2 separate regions of the Homo sapiens genome follow, and region 2 is linked to region 1. Evidence: chromatin contacts called from ENCODE Hi-C data. All regions are on one chromosome and are shown on one strand. The core of a region is the stretch at or near the end of the contact, and the rest is flanking DNA. Distances in the headings are between cores, read along the strand shown. Region 1 overlaps CTBP2 (C-terminal binding protein 2). Region 2 overlaps LHPP (phospholysine phosphohistidine inorganic pyrophosphate phosphatase).

Region 1 (3,078 bases), core at 181-2,680:
CCATAGGCTTCAGAAGCCAAACTTGTGCAACAGATGTCTTTCTTAGGAAGAGAGCTGGGTAGAATCTTCTGAACGGGTGATGAGCATTTTATTTTGTAAACTACACTTGGAAAAAACTACTAAAAACCAGATATAAGCAGGGCACAGTGGCGTGTGCCTCTAGTCTCCCTCCTCAGAAGGCTGAGACGGGCAGCTCTCTTGAGGCTGTGATGTGCCACGATCGCACCTGTGAATAAAGCCACTGCACTCCAGCCTGGGCCACCCAGTGAGAGCCTGTCTCAAACTTAAAGCAACAGCAAAGCCAGATATAACAAAATAAACGTCCTAAAGGAGTCAGGGATCAGTGGGTCAAAAAGCACTGGCCCAGCCTTTGATTAAATGGCAACCGCAACACCACAATTAATAACAAAATTACTAAAACTGTACTTTAAAGGAAGGAAATGAAGCTTTTTGAGAAAATCAGGATAGGAAATGAGCTTAATGGAGCCAATTTTCAGAACGGCAGCTATGGACCGAATGCTTGTGTACCCTAAAATTCTTCCATGCTGAATGCTGGATTCGTGAATGTGCAAACCCTAATGCCCACAGTGATTGTATCTGGGTGCTGGGCCTCTGGAGGTGATTCATGAGGCTCTGCCCTCAGGAACAGGATTATTACCCAGTCCGTAGTACCCAATAGATGATCTTGCTGCCCCACGCGAGGATACAGCCAGGAGGTCTACAGCCAGCAAGCAGGCCCTCCCAGATCCTGGATCTGCCAGATCATTAGTTTTACATTTCCTAGGCTCCAGAGCTGTGAGAAATAAAGCCACTCAGTCGATGGTATTTTTCTTACAGCAGCCCGAACTAAGACAATGGCCAAAAGTGAATATTGCTTCCTGATTATTTATTAATTTTTGCAAATTTAGTTTTATGTTTTTGGGAATTAAGAGGGTGTCTGACTTCCTATACACTACCAATAAAGAGGCGTACAGGAAAATCTCCCTCTCCAAGGGCCCCCATACCATGCCCTAAAGGTAACTAGCAGGACCCTTTCTTTCTTTTTTGGAGACAGATTCTCACTTTGTTGCCCAGGGAATCTCAGCTGACTGCAACCTCCACTTCTCGAGTTCAAGTGATTCTCCTGCTGTAGCCTCCCAAGTAGCTGGGCACAAGCCACCAAGCCCAGCAAATTTTTGTATTTTTAGTAGACACAGGGTTTCACCACGTTGGCCAGGCTGGTCTCAAACTCCTGACTTCAGGTGTCCTGACCCCTCGGCCTCCCAAAGTGCTGGGATTACAGGCGTGAGCCACCAAGCCCAGTCGTGACCCTTTCTAATATACACATTGAAGTTTCACTCTGGTTCCACCATCAAAGAAAGGCTAGGGAGCTCATATTTCCCCAGGGAGCACCCAGCAGCCCAACCCCAGAGTGACATGGTCACACCCTGGTCACATGCCCTCGATCAGTTCCAAGGGCCCCACCCTCTAATTCCCTAGGGCTGATGCAATGCAGGAAACCCAGCTGTAGCCAACACAGGGCTACAATCCACTTCCCACACCCCAAGGCTAGGTATGCTACAGAATTCACAAGTGCTTGGGTTTAAAAAAAAAATACATGGCTTCCACAATCTATTACGGTGTACCCCCCAAATCATCTAAATGCCTGTGCCAGAACAGATAATCATACTGACCCAACTGCATTAAGAAAGAATATAAAAAATAGACTCAACAATTTAGGGCAGGTCAAATTCTGCCGCTATCAGAGTATTTTAGAATTTGGATATGAGGGCCAGGCGTAGTGGCTCATACCTGTAATCCTAGCACACTGGGAGGCCAAGGAGGGTGGATCACATGAGGTCAGAAGTTCGAGACCAGCCTGGCCAACATGGTGAAACCCCATCTCTACTAAAAATACAAAAAATTAGCCAGGCATGGTGGTGCACGCCTGTAATCCCAGCTACTGGGGAGGCTGAGGCATGAGAATCGCTTGAACCCAGGAAGTGTAGGTTGTAGTCAGCTGAGATCCCGCCACTGCACTCCAGCCTGAGTGACAGAGTGAGACTCTATCTCAAAAAAAAAAAAAAAAAAGAATTTGGATATGAGGCTAAGGAATGTGGATCTGTGATTCTGTTCTGTCCATCTAACTCCCACCAAAACATTCTTAGGGGCTTTGAAATGACCAAAAAATTAAAAGTGAAGCCCCTGTAAGTTACACAGAGTAAGAAACATCAAAGAAATGTACACAGCAAGTCTCTGAGCACATGGAGTCAGTGCTAGGAGAGGGCACACTATGAGGCTCTGGGCTGCCACACAGAAGGAGGTGAGCAAATCTAAAAACCAGGCTTTCCCTTGGCCAACAAAGCTGAGTAAATCCTCCCGTTTTGGTTAAGGGTTGTTAGCACACGAAAATACATTTCCTCGTGTTAAATGCAAGACTCCAAAATTCTAAATATTTTCACTTGCTAAAAGCTATAATCAAGAACAGAAGACTTGAGCAGAAAGAATTTGTGATTTTCCTAATTGGTTGTTTGATTTGTGTCATAATGGAAATTAAGTGTTGGTCTTTGTTGCTAAAGAAAATGAGCCATTCTTGTGTTTAGGATTTTCACACAGTTTAAAAGAACTTGTCTTCCAAATATGCCTTAAAAATAAACTGTATATTAGTTTTAATAGTGTTATTTAATAATAAAGGTTAAGCAAAAAAAAAGGGATAAAAGCAAATAAGCAAACAAACTAAATGACACCTCTTATTCCTGTCTGTTTAGACTTGAGGAATCAGGAATGCAGATCAATTTTTCCTTTTCTAGTTTTCTCTTTCCTACTCTGGCATGAAAATTTTGATCTGTAGCCGAGAAGACTGGTTGAACAGATAAAAAAAATTAGTGATCTCAAATTTTAGGCAGACAGAAGTGGTTCCACCAGAAAACTCATCTTTTGTTACATACAGTGTGCAAGAAATGATTCCAGAATGTTTATATCTGAACGTCATGCAGAGAAACTGGGCACACACAATACAATTGGGCACACACAATACATCTGCTGTGTCCAGCATGGTGTAAAAGCACAGGGGACTGATGGCCACTAAGGGTTTTGAAC
Region 2 (3,078 bases), core at 207-2,706, 510 kb before region 1:
GCCCAGGCTCAAATCTTTGCCCCACTGCTTGCTGGCAGGAAGACCACTGAGCCTCAGTTTTCTCATCTGTAAAATGGACTTATTTTGGACTTACTTCCCAGGTATCCTCAGCACCTTTATTACAGGAGCTCCATTAATACATGGCTGCAGGAGGTAGTTCAGGGAAGCAATGGGAGTGGAATGCTGGGTGCATCACGGCCTGGGGTTGTCAGCCTGGCCTCTGCAGGCATCTGAGATATTCCTGAGGGCAGATTCAGCCAGGCCAACACTTCTGGATAGAACCACAGGGCCATAAACTGAGACCATTGAGGGAGACTGCTTGGCTTGGAAAACTCGCCCAGGGACCATGTGCTCTGATTTGCAAAATGCACCCCCCAGAGCGGCTTCCTGCCTTCACTTTGTGCAGAGTTGGGGGCGGCAGGGGCGTGGGGGGTTGGATGGACCATGTCACCCAAAAGTTTGTGTCCTCGGATGGGGAGGGGAGAGCGTCTGCCCAAGCACAGCCTGGAGGCTTCCCTTACTTCCGATGACCTTGTGGCAGTCAGTGTCACCCGGACAGAGTGTGGCACGCCTTGGGGACCAGCCCCTCCCAGAAGGATAGGCGCTTGATTGGAAACGTTGACTTTTCATTTAAATAAGTAAAGGTCAAGGCCTACTGCATGGCGAGGAGGAGATGGCTCTTCCCTGCCTCTGTCCTCCCTTACCCCCGTGTGAGTGGACAAACCCCCCGTCCTCACCCAGGTGGCCCGCTTCTGCCACCCGCACTATATCCAAGACACAGCCCAGCTTTGCAGGCACTTGCCGTGTGCTCCGCAGTGTGCAGGGTGATGAGATGAACAAGACCATGTGGCCTGAAGGGTCCCACGCTGCAGAGGGCCCCAGCCCAGGGCCAGACCCCAAGTGTGTGCCTGGAGTGACTCAGGGGTGCGCGAGGAGGACTCAGTGGGATATGGAATGCAGGGGCTGAGGCATAGGGAGTGACACAGGGGCTCAGGGCTTTCCCATGAGTCGAGGCTCATTGGGTTGGCAGGGACCACATCTGCCCTGGTCGATGCCCTGCCCATGCAGGCTCTAACGGCAGAGTTTGGGGATTGGGGCGGGGGATGCAGGGGGCCTGGGGTGGGGAGCTTGGGGGCAGTGGGCCAGGCAAAGCAGAGCCCTTTGCTGTGTTGGAAACCCCTCAGAGGCCCTAGGCGTGATAAGTGAGTGTGACGCAGGAGAGTCTCTCTGCATGGGCCACCCACAATTGCAGAGAAGACGCCCTGCATGTCATAGGCTTGGCGGCCCATGCCGGGAATTTGGCATGGCCGTCTTTCCTCCGGTGCTGGGGAGCTCAGCAGCTGGAGGCAGATGCTGGATTGTCTTTCTCTACCGCAGCAGGGCAGGTAGCTTGTCTTTTAGTTTGTTTTGTTAGTCTCCTGTATCTGTGACTCTGCAGAGAGCCAACGGCAGGAAGAGGGCAGCACCGGCACGTCGGAGGCCGAGGACGGCTTAGACGGGAGGTCCGGAGGCTCTCAGCCTGACCAGCCCTGGCCTAGGGCCGGGGAAAGGCCTGGGCTTTGGGGTCAAGGGCAGGGGATGAGATCTCAGACCCACGACCTAACCATTGACCTGCCTGGGCCACTTCACCCCTGCATGCTTCCTTCCCTGTCTGTAAAAGCGGATCACGTGAGGGGCCTTGCAGGAAGCTCTGAGGCCCAGTGAGGCCCCCGGGAGACAGGCGAGACCGCTGTGAGCGCCCGTCCTTCCCGCCCGGTGCCTGGCAGGTTCCTATGCGCTCTCGGGGCTTCGGGCTGGGGCCCTGCTGCGGCGAGGGGGGTGCTCCCCAGGCTGGCGCTGTCGGTGGTGTGGCTTTGGCTGACACGAGGTGGAGAGGATCTTGTTGACCTGACCGTATAAAGTAGCAGTGAGGCCTTACAAGTAGTTCTAGGCCTGGAAAGGAAAGGGAAAGAAAGAGCAATGGAATCTGGTATTTTCTCAGGTGTCCTGGACTCCATCTGAAAGATTTCGCCATGGGAAACATTCCTTCCTGGGTCCTCGGCGCCTATTGTTACAGCACGCAGGCACCCGGGCTGTGGCCTAGGGGTGAAACCTCTCTCGATTGTGTGGCCATAGGTGGTTACTTAACTTCTCTGTGCCTCAGCGTTGCCACTGTGTGTGGCGATAGCAACATGTCTTCTTCCTAAGGTTGTTGGGAAAACACTGATCGCAACAGTGACAGATGCAGGACCCACTCCACCAGAAATTGTTCCATGAGCTTGTTTACCCACCAGACGCCTGTATGAGAGAGAACTGACATCGTCCTCACTTTGCAGAGAGGTTAAGTAACTTGCCTAAGGTCACACAGCCTTTGAACCCTGGGAGTCGAACTCCGTCATCTATGCTCTGAACCACTCTGCCACATGTGGTGGTTACTGTCAGTTCCATTTGTTTCCACACAGCTTTAAGTTAGTCCTGTGGTTTGCTTTTATTTTATTTTTAAGACATGGTCTTGCTCTGTCACCCAGGCTGGAGTGCAGTGGTGCAATCATAGCTCACTGCAGCCTCGACTTCTGATGAGATTCTCGCATCTCAGCCTCCCAAGTAGCCGGGACTATAGGCACATGCCACAATGCCTGGCTAATTAAAAAAACATTTTTTTTTTTTTTGTAGAGACAAAGCTGTTGCTATGTTGCCCAAGCTGGTCTTAAACTCCTGGCCTCAAGTGATTCTCCCACATCGGGATCCCAAAGTGCTGGAATTAGCTTGGCGTGAGCCGCCATGCCTGGCCTAGTCTGGTGGGTGTTTAAACCTTGCTGGCCTTTAGGGGTGCATGCTGTGAAGACCTGTGGGCCAGAGGCCAGGTATCAGGAGGAGACACTCAGGCCTGTTGAATCAGCTCAGTGCCACAGGGCTGCAAGAGCAGCTGCTTCAGGCTCCTCAGGCCGTGGGCCCCTGAGCACCAGTTCTGCTCTGCTCCCTCAGGGGAACTGGGGAGATCAAGGTGGGGCCCCTGGACCTCCCCTAATTCAGCCAGAGAAGCTCTCATCTCTTCCGGGGTCCCAGGCAGGATTCCCCTGGGCTGGGGTGGGAGGTTCT

Evidence for each region. Hi-C counts contacts between places; a loop is a spot of excess contacts on that map. Pooled maps may share reads with other maps.
Region 2: a loop to region 1 is called in a map of mammary epithelial cell, with 8 times the contacts of the local background. The contact joins two enhancer-like sites. A Hi-C loop is called at or near these places in 5 of 168 maps with a recorded cell type or tissue (K562, dorsolateral prefrontal cortex, gastrocnemius medialis and 2 more), 6 of 37 single-sample maps with no recorded cell type and 14 of 50 pooled maps.

What each region holds. Positions count from the first base shown.
Region 1 is chr10:125,044,486-125,047,563 of GRCh38, forward strand. All of the region lies in intron 2 of CTBP2 (C-terminal binding protein 2), which reads right to left. Among named protein-coding and RNA genes, the nearest start is that of MIR4296, 13 kb to the left of the region's middle. Within about 2 kb of position 1,431, at least 19 of the 41 ENCODE cell types and tissues checked have a DNase peak (open chromatin) inside an H3K27ac peak, as active enhancers do.
Region 2 is chr10:124,532,940-124,536,017 of GRCh38, forward strand. All of the region lies in intron 6 of LHPP (phospholysine phosphohistidine inorganic pyrophosphate phosphatase), which reads left to right. Among named protein-coding and RNA genes, the nearest start is that of LHPP, 73 kb to the left of the region's middle. RefSeq lists enhancers at 154-687, 688-1,220. Within about 2 kb of position 1,457, at least 8 of the 41 ENCODE cell types and tissues checked have a DNase peak (open chromatin) inside an H3K27ac peak, as active enhancers do.